2 separate regions of the Homo sapiens genome follow, and region 1 is linked to region 2. The links are chromatin loops, found by intact Hi-C in ENCODE. Cell type or tissue: endothelial cell of umbilical vein. All regions are shown on one strand. Links, peaks and the distances in the headings refer to the core of each region. The heading gives the core; the rest is flanking DNA. Region 1 overlaps ZC3H15 (zinc finger CCCH-type containing 15). Region 2 holds the start of ZSWIM2 (zinc finger SWIM-type containing 2).

Region 1 (9,907 bases), core at 826-8,825, 340 kb after region 2:
CCATTTTAAATGTCCATCTAATTGTCCAAAGATACACAATACTGAATCTGCATACGCAGTTTCCTTTATGAAGTACAGTGCTCATGTTTTAGGCAGTCTTCTAAACATACAAATACAGAGGAAATTAAATCACTCATTAAAAACTGTGTCAAATGAAGGGTATTTTAAATATAAGTTTGTTGTTTCTGGTAATAGCACATGCCCAAATGAAAACCAAAAGATGGAAAGGCAGATACACTTCTTACTTGGGTGGACAGTTACAACATCAATCATTTTCTGCAATGACCATTATATTTTCAATTTATCATGAACTACTCTGAACTTACTATGAGATGTAGCCAAAGTCAGAAGAGAAGATGTAGGGACAAGATGCCTTTTTTGCAGGAGGTTAACTCCTCCAGAATCAGCATAGGAAATAAACATCCTGTTGATTCTAGGTGGAAAGAAATTAATGTAGTCAATTTCAACTCGTGCTGAGCTGACTTAATTTTTTCAGCGATGTGTTTGGTGTCATTCTTCTAAATCAAGTGTATTTAATTCTTCTTCTAGTTCATCCAAATCCTCTCCAGTGAAAAGATTTTCATCAACAGGAACAGCATCAATGGCTCCATTTTCCGTTCCCTCCCTCTCGTTGTCCTCTTCCAAGTCACTTCTTTCACCATTTTCAGCCCTACCTCCAGAAGCTTCACTTAATTTGTTTTCTAAATATAAAAACTGGAATCAGTAAGGCGTAGAAGCAGAAAACACCATTCCACATTAGCAATAGACAACATAGACTGATACTACACTTCCTCTTTTCCTTTTCTCCATGAAAGCCATTTCCCCAGAATTACTCCAGCAAGAACTGATCATTCTTTTCTGAGCTTATCTGTGCCAATTATCTATACCTACTATAAAATACTGTTTTTCACTGTAGCCATTTGACTACTTAATGGTTTATACATTTGAGGGCAGGATCAATCTTCTACACCTCTGTGTTCCCTACATGACCTAGCAATTAGATTTTAAATAGTCAATTTCCATATAATATTTTATTTGACTAAATGGTTATGGAAACCAAAAAAATGTTTGTAATATAAGCAGCTACTTGGCTTTTGGTTTTGCAAATAGTATTTAAATCATGCTGTTGTAATGCTGTGATTGTGACAGCAGAAAATCTTCATCATGTAATCAAATTGTTAAAAAAAAACATAGTGCTATACAGCTACTTTTTCTTATAGGTTATAAATAACTGAGAGAAAAAAAATGCTGCCTTTTCTTGTTCAATGCCATTGACAATTACACAGACATTTTTTAACAGCCTAATTTAGATTTTAGTTATTTCAAACATCTCTGATGACAAAGTCTTGGGAATTTTATAATCTCTGAATTATTTGCAGTTGTGCCTATTGTCACCAAAGCCCCTACTTCTACAAAGAGCAAGTCAATCTGAATACTGGCAAGATAGTGGTTTGCTAACACTCTCAGATCTTGGGAGGGCAAGCTGGTTTTTCAAGTTACAGCTTGTGTGCTTTTATTGTAAAAATAATGTTCAGCCTTTTCTGTCTCAGCTTTTGCCTTAATGGGCATTTCTTCTGCTGTTTTCTCCCAGAGCAAGCATGCCAAACTTTTACCCCTTTCTTCAAGTACCTAACTCAAGGCACAATTAGACATAAATTATACCAACAATCCTAGACAGCCTTCCCTCCATTCTCATACCTAACTCATTATTTATACTTTCATGTATTGCTTCTATAACTAATCTTTTATCATCAACTTCTCCTCCTTACCAGATCCTCTTCCTCTGAGCTACAGATACATTTAGGTTTTCCATATCCTAAAAAGCCCTTCCCATGACCATGTCTTCCCTCTAAACATTAAGAGAGAGAGGACTGTATTCATTTTTCTTCTCACCGTTATCATTGCAGTCTCAATGAAACTGGCACCCTATTCCTATAACCAATTACAACCAGTAACTTATTTATATTCTTTTTCATCCTACTTGCTTCTTTGGAAACTTGTTTCTTGATTTTTCTCTGACCTTCTCAATGTCTTTCCTAAGCATTTCTTCTTTTACTTACCCCATAACACTGATGTTCTGTAGGGTGTTCATGTCTACACAATATCCTAGACAGTGCACTTTTGATAATCAAAAAATCTCAAACTCATGAGGTCCCGAAGTGAACTCATTGACTTTAACTCCAAGCTCATTTTTGTCTCCTTCTAGTTTCCATTAATGATTTTAATATACACCCAGCTGCTCATGTCTACAGCCTTTCACTATTTATTACTGCTTTTATTTATGGTCAAACCACACATTTATGTTACCAATCTGGTACCTGCACACATCTAAGTTTGCCAAGCCTGGTATAACCCCCTTTAGATAACTTCCTAGTTCTTAAAATTAGGCAAAAGTTAGCATACTTACCATCTTTATCTGAAGTATATGTGCTGAATCTTTCAAGACTGGCTACAGTAATACCTGTTTCATCTACATCTCTTGGGATGTACAGGCTTAAATCTATGTCATTTACACTCACTGAATCATCAACCTTTAACAACATATAGAAAAGAAAGTTGTTACAAATAAGAACAGTTTTCTTTTACTCCTGACATTTATCTTAATGAGCCAAAATTATCACTGATCCAAGTGAAAACAAAAGACCAATTACTGGCCAGGTGTGGAGGCTCACACCTGTAATCCCAACACTTTGGGAGGTCGAGGTGGAGGATCACCTGGGCTTAGGAGTTTGAGACCAGCCTGAGCAACAAAGCCAGACCTTGTCTCTATAAAAAACAAAAACAAAAGATCTATTTTCAAAATTATTTTTTCTAAACTTCGTTTAAAAAGAATAGCAAGGTGGTATATGAAACTTCTTCCTCTGCCATCACATTTTTATATATAGAGTACAATTTTTTTCTTTCAACCCAGAGGCCAGAATTTTGTAAGTACACAAAAAATCAACAGTAAGTTATCTGTTATTACTAAATCTGTCAACAACCAAATGACTGTGCTATTGTCTCATGCTCCCTACACTGCAGTTTTAAATTAGTGCACTTGTCCCATAACTTTTAAGCATAAAATATTAACCAAAAAATAACTCTCTCTTTTAGAGGGAGGACAAAACATACTTTTTACAGGTAATACATATAGCACTCAACCACATACTAGGCACTGTCCTAAGCTGTATAAAGAACTACTAATTCATGAACTCGATTAATTCTCACAAACTATGATGTAGAGATAATCATTATGTCCATATTAGATGAGGGTGGAGGCCTAGATTAATTTCCCATGGTTGGAGTAAGGATTTGAACCCAGGCACTGTGGCTCTGATGTTGGTGGCTCTTAACCATGTTGTGGTATTTTCTATTGTTTCTTTCAATTAACATAAGGAGATGAGGCACAAAGCTTCCTCTTACCTCATCACCACCTGTTCCCTGGGTGTAGCGGGTATCATCTGCTTCCTCATCATCATCATTGACCAGTTCAGGACGAAATTCAAACACTTCACGACCACTGATCTATTGAGACACACAAATATATCAACTCAGGACAAAAATCTAAACATTCCTTGTCACTGATGAAATAGAAACAAAATCTTGCATGACACAGAAATTGAAAATGGAAGAATAAAGAATCAGTTTGGGTGAGCCTGAGACATACCACTAGTGCTTTCCCTGCTTTGAAGTCAGCTTTCCTTCTTTCCATATCTTGTTCAAGTTTATCAATCTTTTCTTGTCTTTTCCTTTTCTTCCAGGCAAGAAAAGATTCTAGAGTGATTTTGGTAACATTTGGACCTAGGGCAGAACGCTGCAATGGTAAAGAATTAATTTTTTTTCCACAGAAGTCACCTCAAATAGTGCTTAGTTGCAGTTATCTCTTAATGTGATTAATTCCTTGCCCATGACTATCCTGAAGATATTACATTGGAATAAGCTAATTTATGTATTTTTTTACTTTACGTGGCAATGAGCAAAATGAGTATCCAGAGATACAAACACTAAAAATATATTATTCTGAGCTAGATTTCTTCTCACCATTGAAGATGAGTAACTTGTCATAAGAAATTGTTTTAACATGAATCAATTGCTGAAAATAATAAATATATTATAAAAAGCACCATAACAATATCCAAGTTTCATTTGTGTTCCTGAGAAGATGAGAAATAAAACTAAACAAACAAACAAACAAACAAACACCTACTCCTCAGGGCCAATAATCAAATAATAAATATATAGAACAAAAAATTTGCTGAACACTTGCCAGGTATTAAATGCTTTACACACACTATGCACTGATCCCCACAAATAGGTGAACAAAGGGTAATGGGGAATTTACCAAAGATGAATAGCTAACAAGTGTCAGAACCAGTATACAAACCATCTCAAATATACCTGATTCTGAAGTCTACATTTTCTATTATAGTGTGTTATATCCTGAGTGAGACACTAAATAATAAGGCAAAATGGATATAGTTTTTAATATGCAACCCTAAATCTAATGTTTCTAATAATCTCAAAATTTTCATAGAATAAAACTGTGTTTTGTACGGAGCCAAAGACAAGTAGCTGAATATCCTCTTCAGACTCATTCCCTTCTATAAGCAGAGTGAGTGTTTTGAGTCCAGAGCTGATAAAACATATAATTTAAAAACTAGAGTGTTGTCTTCTTCCGTACATATGCTAATAACTAATATACTAGTGAAAAAAGATATCAGGGCGAAAAATCTAAAACTATAAAAATTCAACCAATCTGAGAACTAAGCATTTTTAGTAACTCAATCTTACAGAAATAATTTGATAAGCCATTAGCTAGTACTTAAAAGACTGTTTCACAATCCTAAAATTAATGTCATGATTGGCTAATGTTTATGGCTAGGTTAACATTTTACACATACAAGAATAATTAAAGTAGGGCAACTTTGGGAATAGATCACAATATTTTTTTTTTCCTTTCATAAAAGGCTATTGCCCCAAGTGGTAAGTATTAGAATTTCACAATAAATACTGCTTTCAGTTTTTATGGTAGGAAAAGGATACCAGTTACCTCTCTCTCAATTAGATCTTCTAATGAAATTTCATCTTCTTTCTCTTCTTTCTTTTTATCTTTTTTCAACACAAATCCAGGAGGAAGTGCATGACGATACATGCAAATATCACCCCCTCCAGGGCATACCCAAAACCAGCCATACTTGTTGTTTTCAATAGCTTCCAGGAAATGCTTGCACACCTATAGAGACAATATTATTCACAAGCGGTGGCTCAGTGTAGGCCATTTCCAAGGTAAATGCCTGAGTATATGGAACAAGTATACACACAAGTACGTTATATTACACAAGTACATTCTATTCATTTCTGCACATAAGGGTGCTCTGTCTAGCCTCTATTCTGTGCAGAAATGCAACAGAAGTTTATCTTAAAATATGTAGAACAATGGCAAATTCCCTTAAAGGGGAATCTATACAGTTTTCATTTGTTCTAAATTCTAAATCATACGAAAATGACTTACTTGTTTCAGTTACCCTTTGTAAATGTACGCCCCCGAATCAGAATATACAATTAGCTATAAAAAATAAAATCAGGCCAGGCGTTGTGGCTTACACCTATAATCCCAGCACTTTGGGAGGCCGAGGCGGGCGGATCACCTGCTGAGGTCAGGAGTTCAAGACCAGCCTGGCTAACATGGTGAACCTCCACTTCTACTAAAAATACAAAAAATTAGCTGGCCGTGGTGGCACATGCCTGTAACCCCAGCTACTTGGGAGGCTGACGCAGGAGAATCTCTTGAACCCGGAAAGCAGAGGTTGCAGTGAGCTAAGATTGCGCCACTGCACTCCAGCTTGGGCAACAAGAGCAAAACTCCGCCTCAAAAATAAAATAAATAGAATAAATGATTTTCTTTGGTTTGATCTTTCCTAAATAAAAATGAATCACAAGCAGTATACAGGAGCAAGGTACAAAAGGAACACAAAGAGAGTGACCCTTCACAACATGGATAGAAGATACAATTGTATTTAAGCCTCAAGTATTAAGCTTTGCAAGTAAGAGAAAATTAACAAACAGTATCCGCCCCCAAAAACAAACATAACAGATGTGTATGAATGTAGTATTTAGAATTATTCTAGCACAGCAAGACTTTTTACTGTAACTTCACTATAAATATAGACATAAATGCAAAGTTTGAGACATCAAGAACCAATTTTTAAAGGTACATTTCCTGGAATTAGAGCCACTACCTACCAAAAATTCATTTTGGAATTCATATGTAGAAATATTTTAAACCTTAAAATTTAAAAATCTATCCCTATTAAAACTAAATACATTATTAAGTGGGTTAGTTTAACAGGCCTCCTTCCACTCTGTGCAAAAAAATAGGGATTTTTGTCTGGATATGTAATTTTGTTTATCCATATTTGAGAACGTTCACCTCAGAAAATGGCATTTAAAGGACTTCAGTAACATAGTTTTATTCTTGTTCAGCTATTTCTGAACAAGAATCTATAAAATCTAACTTGTAAATTCCAAAAATAAAGCTTCGTGTACCTTATCTTGATGAAATCAAATTTTCCAGTAACTTACAGAATAATCTAATAGAAAATAGCAGCAAATACCTTGCCACATAATTCTCCCTAATGATAAATATCACAGCAACTCAATTCAAGAAAAGGACATACTATTTGAGTTTTTGGTTTTTTCTTTTCCGCCTCACCGTGCTTCTTGTTCACTACTTCTTCCAGCTTTTTCTCATCCCAATTATCCATAGTATCTAAATAAAGAAATGAAGATTAAATACTGTAATCTTATCTACTACTCCCACAACACATATCTCCTTAGACACTAATGCTGTGTTATAAGACTCATGGCTTAACACATTTTTCTTTTTCTTTTTGTTGAGACGGGGTCTCACTGTTGCTCAGGATGGAGTGTGATAGCATGATCACGGCCTACTGAAGCCCTAACCTCCCTCAATCAGCCTTGATTGACTGAGCTCGATCAATTCCTCCTGCCTTAGCCTCCCAAGCAGCTGGGTCTACAGGTATGCAACACAATGCCTGGCTAATTTTTCTATTTTTTTGTAGAGATGGGGTCTCATTATGTTGCCTATGCTGGTCTTGAACTCTTGGGCTCAAGTGATTCTTCCTGCCTTGGCCTCCCAAAGTGCTGGGATTATAGGCATGAGCCACTGCTCCTGGCCTCACGGTTTTCTTAAAACACCAAAGGCAGAAATAAATAGTTTTAAGATTATTCACCAAGGCCGGAGCAGTGGCTCATGCCTGTAATCCCAGCACTTTGAGAGGCCAGCGTGGGCAGATCACGAAGTCAGGAGATCAAGACCATCCTGGCCAACATGGTGAAACCCCATCTCTACTAAAAATACAAAAATGAGCTGGGCGTGGCGGCACGACCCTGTAGACCCAGCTACTTGGGAGGCTGAGGCAGGAGAATTGCTTGAACCTGGGAGATGGAGACTGCAGTGAGCTGAGATCGTGCCACTGCACTCCAGTCTGGGCGACAGAGCCAAGACTCCGTCTCAAAAAAAAAAAAGAAAATTATTCACCAAAGCTTCCTAAGTACTTTGGATAAATGAGCAGGTAGTACTGAAGGAAAGGGTGACAGACAATTCCAAAATAAATCACTGTTTTTTAAAGTATCTTCATTTACTTAAAGGGCATATTATGGTAATTTTCAGATTTTATAAAAAATAATAAACCCAATTAATTATTTTTTATAAACAGTCTATTAAGATTGAAATGTTCTTCAATTTAATAAATATCTTAGTAGCAAACCGAAAGTATTCAACATTTATTTTTAAGAGAGTGTTTTTAAAAAAATTACCTTTTTCAAGTTCTTCATCTCTTGCATCAATGTAAACACTTCGCTTTTCACATTTTCTCTCCAGAGTCAAGTCATGGGAGAACTTACACTTATCTCCTTTAGTACACTGTCCTTGCTTGAAGAATGCACATACTACAGACTTGGGATCTGCACCTATGTCAAATGGCATATGGTATTTGTATTATAATCTGCCAGGCTGTAAAGTATAGATTCTACCTGAAATATGATGAATTTTGGTTAACTTATTTTCCATTCACTGATGTGAGAGGAAAACGGCACTTATGGGTGATTAGCAAGACATTTCTTTAAAGTTCTTTTTGTAGCATTTATGTCTACTTTTGTTTCTTTTATTCTGACTATGAAAGGTGGCAGAGAGTGGGAAACCAAACAAGAACATAGGCTATTTCACAGGCTTTGTCTAGTTGATGTCAATAGGGCAAGAGGCAAAAAGGAGGCCAGGCATGGTGGCTCACACCTGTAATTCCAGCACTCTGGGAGGCCGAGGCAGACAGATAACGAGGTCAGGAGATCGAGCCCATCCTGGCCAACATGATGAAATCCCGTCTCTATTAAAAATACAAAAACTAGCTGGGCGTGGTAGTGCGTGCCTGTAATCCCAGCTACCTGGGAGGCTGAGGCAGGACAATGGCTTGAACCAGACAGTCGGAGGTTGCAGTGAGCTGAGATGGTGCCACTGCACTCCAGCCTGGTGACAGAGCAACAATCCATCTCAAAAAAACAAAAACAAAAACAAAAACAAAAAAAGGCAAAAAAGAAATGAACATACATGACAGAACAGTGCCAAAAACTTGGGACGTACAGTTTATTCAACTATGGCTTTGCTTACCTACTACCAAAGACTGAATGTTATAAATCAATTAGCAGTCTATTAAATTACTAATTTTGCCTTAAGTGTGGGGTGCATGGCTGCAGTTCAGCTGTACAATGACACAGATGTGAACATATACAGAGGAATCATAAGCAACCCACTGACATAGGTAATTTTGATGGAGTAACATTTTCATTCAGACATAACTGTCTCATTATCTAAAGAAAATAAACATCAAAATAAATAGTTTTTAGCATAAACTACATTTGATAAAAAATCACACTTCTGAAATTTTAAGTTTACCTTTACTTATTTTTTGAGCAGCAACTACAGGTTTGAACAGCTCATTTAGCTCCTGCAATTCTTTCTTCTTGTCATCCTTCTTCAATTTCTTTTCAGCTTCACTCTGTGCTACCTATAATATTCCCAGGTTTAAAATGTAAATTTGATTGTTTACAAAATTGTTTTTACTACAAAGTTAGCATTACCATAACAAGACACTTGCATATTTACAGTCCTTACCTTTTAACATCAGTGTTATAATGGCCTTACAGAGTCTATTCAATGTTGTGGTTAAACTATTAAACAAAATTGTAATGATGGTACCATGCCTAGTTAAAAGCAAAAGCTTACAGCAACAAGCATTTATTAAGCACTTACTACATGCTCAGCATTTTTAGCAAATAGTTTTCACCTGCAATATTCTTCTGTGAAAACAACCCACTCCCCAGAAACGTACAGGTTCATTTTGAAGATGAGACAAGCAAACATCCTGAAATGTACAGTCCCACATGATAATGAATTATACCACCCCAAAAACCTATATAGTGCCCTCATGGAAAAACACTGGGTTAGGTCAATGTAGGATATTAAACAAAACAATTCAAAACAAAACATGACATATAACATAGTTCCAGGCACACGATTTACATACCTAATATGATTAGAGGATTCATCCAAACATTTATACGTCAGGTCCTATGTTAGATGACAGAGAATACAATGAAAAGACAAAGATGCTTATTTAAAGAAGCTCAGAATCTAGCAGGATGACAGACATGTCAACAACTGTAACATAGTACATAGTGCTCTGGGAACAAAGAATGCCCATATACCTGAGAAAACTAAATTGAGCCAATAACCTTATGGATGAGTTTTTCTTGATGGGCAAGAAAAGAAATACAGAAAGAGCCAGCCAATGCAAAGTTACAGGGACTAGAGGAATAAAGTATGAGAAACATCAGTAAGATGCTTAGATTG
Region 2 (9,907 bases), core at 1,028-9,027:
AAAATCTCATGGTATAAGTGAACAAGTTTCCTGAATGCCTCACTTTAGGGTGGAATTAAAGCTTGATTCTGGGCCCTTCTAGTCAGCCTACAAGCTAACATATATCCTATAGTAAATTCCTTTGTAAGTAAAACTAGCTAAAGTGATTCTATTGTCCAACCCAATGCTGGCAGATGAGAAGTAATCTGTTCCATGTTCTTGCCATCAATTACTCCTCATTTCATCAGTCAGCATTCTTCCACCCATATTTGTTCTTCTAGTAGGTTGTTGAAACTGTTAATTTGCCAGTGGCCCCATATTCTTTTTCTATTGCTGCAAAAGAAATTATCACAAATTTAGTGACTTAAAACAATATCCATTTACCAGTTTACAGATATATAGGTCAGAAGTACAGGCAGTCTCAGCTAGGCTCTCTGCTCACTGTCTCACAAGGTTGAAATCAATGTGTTATCCAGACTGTGCTCTTCTCTGGAAGCTCTGCAGAAGAATCTGCTTTCAAGCCCATTCAAGTTGCTGCCAAAAATCCAGTCCTTTGCTGCTCAAGGTCTAAGGACTCCATTTCCTTGCTGGTGGTCAGCCAGAGGCCACTTTCTTCTTCCAGAGGCCACAGAATTCCTTGTCACATGGCCCCTTCCATCTTCAAAGCTGGCCAAAAAAAAAAAAAAATTGCTTCCATTCTGACTTCTCCTTCTGTCACCAGCCAGAGAAAACTGCCTTTAAAGAGTTTATGAGATAAGATGAGGCCAACCATAGTTATCTCCCTTTTAATTAACTCAAAATCAAATGATTAGTAACCACAATTATACCTGCAAAATCTCTTTTGTCACATAACACTACATATTCACAGAGGAAGAAATTATACAAGGGTAAGGGTCATTGGGGTCACTGGGGTCATTCTGAAAATTCTGCCTACCTCAGCCCTCTTTAGTTCTCTTCATTGTCAGAGGTTGAAACCTGACTTTTTTTAGGCTAGTCAATGGGGGAGAAACTAACATTATCTACTTATTCTGGCATCTTAAAGTCCCAGTCACACTCATAGTGGGTTATATATTTATTCATATTACACTTTTATGTGCAAAAAGTTTAAAATATTTTCTCTATAAATGGTCCAGTTGCTTTTGATAGACTTCACTTTCTTTGTTCACAAGAAAAAAACTCAGCAAAATATAATTTAGCCTGACTTAATTACCAAATAGTCTTTTAGATAAATGGTGTTCACTGTCAAAGAAAAACTGCATTGGATGGAGTTAAACAAGCAAGGAAGACTTTATTAAAGTCTACTGCAATATGGGAGTGAGATTAAACATGACTACTGAAACAAAAGGTGGCAGTTTTTATATTTTTTATTATTATTATACTTTACGTTCTGGAGTACATGTGCAGAACGTGTAGTTTTGTTACATAGATTCACACGTGCCATGGTGGTTTCCTGCACCTGGAGGTAAACTAGTGGAAAAGTACTGGAGGACTTTAGGGTGAAGGTTGGCCAATGTGACTAAGCCACCTGTATTTGCTAATTGGCACTTATCTAAATTAGGCTTCTATGCTGCTGCAAAGACTAGGATACGAGAGCACTATTTTTATTGTTGATTCTATTTCAAAGAATGCCTCCCAGGTCCTTGAGAAAGACATGACTAGTTGTCACATCTACAAGAGGCTGCAAGAATATTTACATCTTAAAGGGGTAGAGAAAGAATTTATAATTCCAAGTTTTCCGAAGTAAATACTCTAAGAAAAGGGAGGTCAAGAATCTACAGTCAGGAAAAAATCTGTCTAAAGTTTAGTCAAGCTAAGTGGAATGTTAAGACCATCATAATCACTATTAAGGATAAAATGCCTAGAATTTTAGATTTCCACTCATTCCCTATTTCATCTCAAAAAGATACATGAGTGTATGAGGAAATAAAAGCTCTGTAAACACGTGTCTGATAACAAAAGCTGATGACCTTAAATTTACACAGTGTCCCCTAGACTCTTGCTGGTCACTTCTGCAATATGGGCAGTCTGAATTGTTCCTTGTTAGTGAACAATGAGTTGCGAGTTTTGACTTTTTTTAAGGTGGTTGTGCTGGTGCCTCCCTCTGGAATCCTTAGTTCTATTTGCTTCCAGTCTTGAAGTCAATTAATTCTGTATCTTCTTTGTCAGATACCAGTATTCTGCCTTTCTTTTGTGCCTGATCTCTAGAAATAAACACAAACTCTTGTATCCATTTCATGTTTTTAATCCTTGAGAACCAGATCATTTACCTGTCTTCCACAGGCACCTCTGAATATTGCTTGCCATGTGTTAGACATGGCAAAAAGCTGAAGTTTCCTAGTAGCCTGCAACTCTCTAACACCATTACAGAAGTATGCTATACACACACACCTGCTCCAGGTATTCAGTCATCTTAAACTCATCTCAATGTTTCAATCCATCACTCCATATATTCCGCCCTCAACCCAACTCACACATGCCCATTTGGAGACTGGCAAGCTGACTTCTTCTAGTGACTTCCATCACTCTTCTTCCTACTTCCTAGAGCATTCTTTTCCATATAATTCCAAGGTCTAATACTCTAGGTTCAGTTTTTTCTGTCTTAACGGGAGCCATCATAACTTTTTAATACCTGTCTTTCATGACAATTGTATTGCTAAAGAGGCTAAAAATTAATCCAAGAAACTCAGGTTTATTGATCCATGAAACTCAAGCATCTTTTTTTTTTTTTTTTTTTTTTTGAGACAGGGTCTTACTCTGTCACACAGGCTGGAGTGCAGCAGCACAATCTCTGCTCACTGCAACCTCCACCTCTCAGGCTCAAGTGATCCTCACACCTCAGCCTCCCAAGTAGCTGGGACTACAGCCACGCATCACTACGCCCAGCTAATTTTTGTATTTTTTGTAGAGACAGGGTTTTGCCATGTGGCCCAGACTGGTCTCAAACTCCTGAGCTCAAGCAATTCCCCCAGCCTTGACCTCCCAAAATGCTGGGATTACAGGCATGAGCCACCGCACCCAGCCCACAGCTTTGTTTTTTGCAGTAATCACCTCCCTCTCACATGGGGAAATATGCCACAAAATATACCTGAAGGAGGATATTTAATTCTCCAATTTAATATTTTCAAAATATTACCCCTATCACACACTCTTAAGAGATGAAGCAAACATATGGGATAGTCACCTGACTATAAAAATGTTTTTAAAGTCATAACTGACAGATATCAAAACAAATATCTTACAAATAGAATGAAGTTCTGTCTAGCAATCTGTGCTTTCACTTTTTAACTTCTATGAAAGCATAAACACCATTATTTTTACCATCCCCCAAAATGGAATTTATGAACCTATATTCCATTGATATAATGACTATTGTGTCTTAAACATGCGACCCTTTGAAAATGTTTATCACTTATACATGGAGCAAGTAAACAAGTATCACTAGCTATAACTAAAACACAACAGCTTTAACAATTTTTGCTGTTTGCTTTTAAAAATTTTATAACTTTATTTTATATGTACACACATGTATATAAAGAGAGAGAGAAAAAAAATTGATGGTTGAATAAAATGTCCTCACTCTGAAGCCCAACTCATCATATTATATAGCAAATATGGAGTCATTAATTTATTGAGTTTTTAAAATTATACATATCAATATGTAAAATAATTTAATCCAATTTATAATTTCTTTTGCTCTTGATATGTGAGTTTTTTTCTAATGTTATAATGTATTTCTTTAACATCTAGTACCATTAAATTGATTCTAAAGTTGGGAGTATGGTAGTATGAATGTGAGTTGTTATTAGTCAGAATAGGAGAATAAAAATAAAATTTAGTAAATTAAAACCTTAGACCTTAGACCTAAGACTTTAAGGGTTGGATGATGTTTATCCAGGTGTCTCACCTGTGAAAGCTGCCATTACCATCATCTTCTTTCATCTTTTGCCCTTGCCATTTTCTGAGAACTCTCCTGCTGTTGACATAATCTAGTTATGATTTCTGCCCATGATAAAATAGGACAAATATGCTCTATCTTTGGCCACCAAGGCAAAGGTTACTGGACCTCCAAGTAGTGCTATCTCCTGCTTTTAATTTCCTATAGAGATTCTAGTAATGTGGCTTCTTTTTTCAGTAATTATGACTCAAAATGTTGACCCATACTTTATTACAGTTTTCCCCCTAAAATGTGGTAAACAAACCTCAGAGACAATTTAAATTATTGGAGGTACAAACATTGCATACCTTGAAACTCTTATTCCTTAGTATACAGATTTGTAAGTTTCATGTACCCATAGTCAATGGATTCTGTGCCACCATTCAGGACGTACCACCATCCACCATTCTGGCTGTACCATCCCCAACACCCACCCCTACCCAAACATGCAATTAAAAAATGTTCCCTCACTTGGAAGACCATTTCCCCTCCAACACACACACACACACACACACACACAGAGAGAGAGAGAGAGAGAGAGAGAGAGAGAGAGAGAGGCAGAGAGAAATGACTTAAGGATCTGGTTTCCTCCCAAGTAGCTGGGACTACAGCCGGCGCCACTACCGGTGATGCACTTCCTAGGGTTTAGAACTCCTGTCTTCTACATCTTTCCCCCAGAGACTCAGTCAATCTATGCATATAGTGAGCAATCAGAAAATGTTCGTGGAATATTGTGGAACGTCAAAAATCACTCTGGGCTCTGTAACCTCGGCTTTCTGTTAAAGATGATGAATCATCACAGGATAATTTCAGCATCCAGAGCCCAGACTGCAATCGGGTTTGCAACTGTCCTAACAAGTAGATTTCACCATCTCTGCCCCGAGGAAGCAGAAGGAACGCAAGAAAATTGACAGCTATGCCTTCGGCCTCCAGCTTCCAAGTCGGCCAGATGATTATTAAAAACACTCCTCAGTCAAGGGCGTCGCTTCGAAACGCAGTGGAGGCTGGGGAGAGTTGCAGAATCCATGCCATCCCGCACCTTTGTCGCCCGCTCTTCTTCGGCGCAGGGCACACCGGGACACCCCGAGCCCAACCACCGTCACCAAGGCAACCAGCCTGCACGCCGTCGTCTTGGAGACCGGCTGGCGCCTCAGTGAGCCGAGCAGAGGGGCCGCCTCCGCCCGCACCCAGCATGCTTCGCCGAGGCTATAAGGCCTCTGAAAGGCGAAGACACTTGAGCGAGAGGCTCAGCTGGCACCAAGACCAGGCGCTGAGTAGCAGCATCTACCTCCTACGAGAGATGGGCCCCACTGGCTTCCTGCTGAGGGAGGAGGAGCCGGAATACATGGATTTCCGAGTAACTACCGCCCCTACCGCCCCCAGTTGGCCATCATCCCCGCCCACCAGGTTCCCCCACTGGCATACCCAATGTGCGTAGCCACCATCACAATCTCTGCGGATACTTGCTGCCTCACCCCCGAAAGCGCCTTCCCACGAGTGTTCCAGACTCTAAAATACGTGAAATTACAGAAGGAAATAGTATTTATTAGAAGTTTCTTTTTTGGAGGTTAAGACCAAACTGCAACTCTTGTAAAAGATGATGGCTCTTGATCTTTAGGCTTGAAAATGTCAGAGGCGTATGAATACCTGGTTGGCATTACATGTGTTCTTGGATCTGTTGTTAGTGGTCCTTAGTCCTGTAAATCAAACGAAATGAAAATTCTACAATCTGCTAGCATACTGTAAATATTTTCTAAATAAATAAATAGGTTTCCCTTTACTCTTTGCTCACTCTGAAACTGTATGAAGGCCCTATTAAAGGATGGTTTAAATGGCAATACCTTGGAAAGATATTAATGAATAAAAATTCAAGTTTACTGAAAGACCACAGATATTTCATAATTGCATATCCCATCCTTAACCACTCAAAAATTAGCCACTGCACTACCTCCTAGGAGTTGACTTACAAAATTTTACGTTAGTGCCGTGAAGTTTAAGAATTGAATGCAATTTACTAGTCTGTGCTTATTTAAAGCATCTTTTTTTACTTTGTTGCTTCAATACTTACTGTATTTAATAGTTTTAGCCAAACTAGTCTTGGTGAATAAATTTTGTCCTCTTGAATAAAATTAAATAAATTCACCGACTCAAATGCACCAAACAAAAATCCAAAATGAGCTACCTTACAAAAGGTGCTTAGCTCCACCCCAAAGTAGAATTTCCTTACTGTGAGGAATTTATGGGTTGATATTTGCTTTTTTTCTTCTCTGACTTTGGGAATTAGATTTATTTTCACCTGCCTAAGGGCAGGTCACTTTAAAACCATCCTAATTTGTTAATTTGCTAACAAAGATAAATAATGAAGCCTAGAGACTAGTATCAAGAATTAAGATTCTCCAGTAGAATCTATTCAACCTTTTTGAATCACCTAAACTAAATTACCTCTTCAAATCTCTTTTATTAACTCAGTTTTGCTCTAACTCTCAAATTTTACTGGTCTTTTTAAGTATGCATTTTTCCTTTAAAGGTTTTTCTAGGAAATCCTCACGTTTGTAACTGTTCCACATTTCCGAAAGGAGGGGAACTTTGTAAGCATATCTGCTGGTAAGTGACTTTTCAAATGAAGATCTTCCATGAAGGAACATCTTGGTGTGTTAAATATTTTGCCTTTGTCATGGTTTCAATAACAACAAAATTAAAGAAATTTGGTGTTTGGGGAATATAAAGTTAAAATGGTCATAGCTTACCAATAAATTTTTCAGTATTTCATTTTATTCTGAAAATTGAATAACATTTAAATTGAGAACCATTTTATAATGTTAATGCTTTTAAATAGAAAAAATCAATTTTAGATTCTCATGTACAAATGTGAAATCTAACTATAAAACGGGGGAAAAATCCTGATCCCATCACTGCTGATAATTATATGGTTCATTTGAGATATTGCTGTGCTTCCACAAATTGTGTTTCCAAAATCACGTTTTCTTGAATATCAAATGTTCCATTTTCTACATGTATACATAGGTTGAAAGTGTTCACCTTTTCCGTATTGGCCTATGGCAGTCAAGTTTCAAAATATTTTCCTTTTCAGTTAACATTTGACTATGAATCACTTTAAATTTTCATGTATTTTTATAAATAGTTCAGGTTATTTATTTTTTATAAAAAGTTCAGGTTTCTTACATGCATATATTGCATAGTGGTGAAGTCTGGACTTATAGTGTACTAATCACCCCAATAGTGAACATTGTACCCAATAAGTGATTTTTCAGCCTTACTCCCTTCCCACCCTCCCAGTTTTTGTAGTCTCTGATGTCTTATTTCACTCTATATGTCCATGTGACCCATTGTTTAGCTTTCACTTACAACTGAGAACATGCAGTATTTGACTTTCTATTTCCGAATTATTTAACTTAGGATATTGGCCTCCAGTTCCATCCATGCTGCTACAAAAGACATGAGTTCATTAATTTTTATGGCTGAGTTCTATTACATTATATATATATATATATGTGTGTGTGTGTGTATATATATATGTTTATACACACATTTTATTAATGTGGTATATTTTTATGCCCACCATTATGGATACTTAGGTTGATTCCGTATCTTTGCTGTTGTGAATAGTGCTGTGATAAACATATGAGTTCAGCTATCTTTTGATATAATGATTTCTTGCCCAGTAGCCATATACCCAGGAATAGGATTGCTGGGTCATGGTAGTTCTATTTTTAGTTTTTTGAGAAATCGCCGTACTGTTTTTCATAAAGGTTGAACTAATTTACATTCCTAGCAATAGTATATAAGCATTCCCCTTTCTCCAGGTCCTTATCGACATTTGTTGTTTTTTGACCTTTTAATAATAGTCATTATGACATGTATAAGATGATATCTCATTGTGGTTATAATTTCCACTTCTCTGATGATTAGTGATGTTGAGCATTTTATTATGTTTGTTGGCCACTTGTATATCTTATTTTGAAAAATGTCTGTTCATGTCCTTTGCCCACTTTTTAATGAGGTTATTAGGTTTTTTCCTGTTGAGTTGTTTCAGTTCCTTATAGATTCAGGATGTTAGCTCTTTGTCAAATACGTAGTTTGCAAATATTTCTTAACATTCTTTAGGTTGTCTGTTCACTCTGTTGATTGTTTCATTTGCTGTGCAGAAGCTTTATAGTTTAATTAAGTCTATTAAACTATTTTTCTTTTTGTTGCATTTTCTTATGAAGACTTGATCATAAATTCTTTGCCCAGGCCAATGTCCAGAAGAGTTTCCTAGTTTTTCTTCAAGAGTTTTTGTAGTTTAAGGTCTCACATTTAGGTCTTTAATCCATCTTGAGTTAATTTTTGTATATGGTGAAAGTTATGAGTCCACTTTTATTCTTCTGCATATGGCTGCAATTTTCCCAGCACTATTTATTGAATAGGATGTTATTTCCCCAGTGTATAATTTTGTTGACTTTAACTATAAATCTTTCAAGATAGAAGTAGAACTCTATTGAAGATTATGTCTATTAAATCTGAAATTTTTCCTCTAGTGTGAGAATCTATTTGTAGGGTAATTGACCTTTAGAAATGAAAAAAAAGTTCCTTAAGCTTAAATACAAATCAACTCATTTTGTTTTGCCTACCTATACTCATACTAACAAATTATTAATATTATTTTAATTTATTTGATAGTTAACATGAAAAAATAAGAAATTAAGAAAAGATTATGACTTACTTTCCCATTTCTAGTGCTTTTCTTTAGAAGTAAAAAAGTTATATAATTATTTCTAATGTTTTTACTAAGTTTTCTGCTCTTTTATTTCGATCACTTTTTATTAAGCATCTAGTAACACAAGTTATTTACTCTAGTTGACATAAAGATAAAATATGGTCCTTTCACAACTTACAATTTGGTATTATGATTATATTTAAAATAGTTTTTTTTCCATTTTCATTTTATGTCAGGGGAAGGGTATTCTCTTTTGATTATTATATAACTCATGTTGTACAATATTGTAACCATTAAGTAAATGGAAATATAATCAAAGTGCTTCATATACTAAAGTATATTTAGTATCTTTGAATAATAATTTAATAGGCATTTCCCACATTTTTTAAAAAGTCGCATTCCATTTTATTGGTAAAATTTAAAAAAAATTTTTTTATATCATGCGTTAGAGAGGTATATGTAGGAAAACAGCCATTTGGTACACTATCCAGAAAATTACTGCCTTTCCAGAGAAGTTTAAAGGCAGTACCATAAAAACCTAAATCCCCTCATTATCCTTTCCCTTTGAATAACTGTATGTCGTAAGAAATACATGGACTCTCTCTGACAAATCTCTTCACACCAAATGTCATTTGTTTTCATTAATCATACTTTTTTCACATATGCTTATTTTAAAACATAAGTTTAACAACTATTATAACAGAAAATTGATGATTTTTAAGTTTATTCATAACACTTTCCATAATATAAATCTTATAATTCAATTTCTATTCTAAATATTTTTAAATGTCTTTTGAGTTTATGCCAAAAATAAATGTCTTGATTTTTTTTCTACTTGTGAATGTTAGGGTCTTGTTGAAAAAATTCAAGCTTCCAAGGAACCATGAATGTAAGTTTTGGGGTTTGGGTTTTTTGTGTTTTTTTTTTATTTTACTACTTTGAAGTTAACAAATATAAGAATGTTTTATTTAACATTTTCTAAATTTAGATGGTTACTTTTCTAGGGAATCGTAACTATCAGTAGCTCAGCTTCTTAAACTTAAGACACTTGGAACATTTTTCATCTTTAAAAAAATGTAACTTTATATGTCATTTTCAAACTCATAGGCACTTAATAAAAACAGGTATGAAACAATGGCCAGTTATTAAGTAGGAAAACATTTATGTATTCTAAGAAAAGGTTACAGTGGTTTCTGTGTCTAAAATTATTTTAATTGTGAGAAAAATAGCAAATGTGATTTTTTTAGATCCCAGAAATAGACTGTTGGCATGGCACA

The links. Hi-C counts contacts between places; a loop is a spot of excess contacts. Peaks named below come from ENCODE experiments on the same cell type or tissue, not always from the same donor. Only the 100,000 strongest peaks of a DNase experiment are listed, where the experiment ranks them.
Region 1: a loop joins it to region 2, with 4 times the contacts of the local background. A loop is called at or near these places in 1 of 110 quality-filtered maps.

What each region holds. Positions count from the first base shown.
Region 1 is chr2:186,499,337-186,509,243 of GRCh38, reverse strand. ZC3H15 (zinc finger CCCH-type containing 15) reads right to left here. Exons shown (of 10, transcript NM_018471.3): 3 at 8,951-9,062; 4 at 7,819-7,971; 5 at 6,657-6,748; 6 at 5,030-5,212; 7 at 3,647-3,793; 8 at 3,403-3,504; 9 at 2,408-2,531; 10 at 1-701. The coding sequence ends at 511. Among named protein-coding and RNA genes, the nearest start is that of ZC3H15, 18 kb to the right of the region's middle. In endothelial cell of umbilical vein, for the core only: a CTCF peak has its summit at 4,995; a DNase peak (open chromatin) is centred at 4,943.
Region 2 is chr2:186,844,329-186,854,235 of GRCh38, reverse strand. It overlaps ZSWIM2 (zinc finger SWIM-type containing 2), which reads left to right and starts at 5,066. Exons shown (of 9, transcript NM_182521.3): 1 at 5,066-5,270; 2 at 6,441-6,517; 3 at 9,479-9,519. The coding sequence starts at 5,106. In endothelial cell of umbilical vein, for the core only: no CTCF peak of the experiment used is centred there; a DNase peak (open chromatin) is centred at 4,965; H3K4me3 peaks cover 890 bases.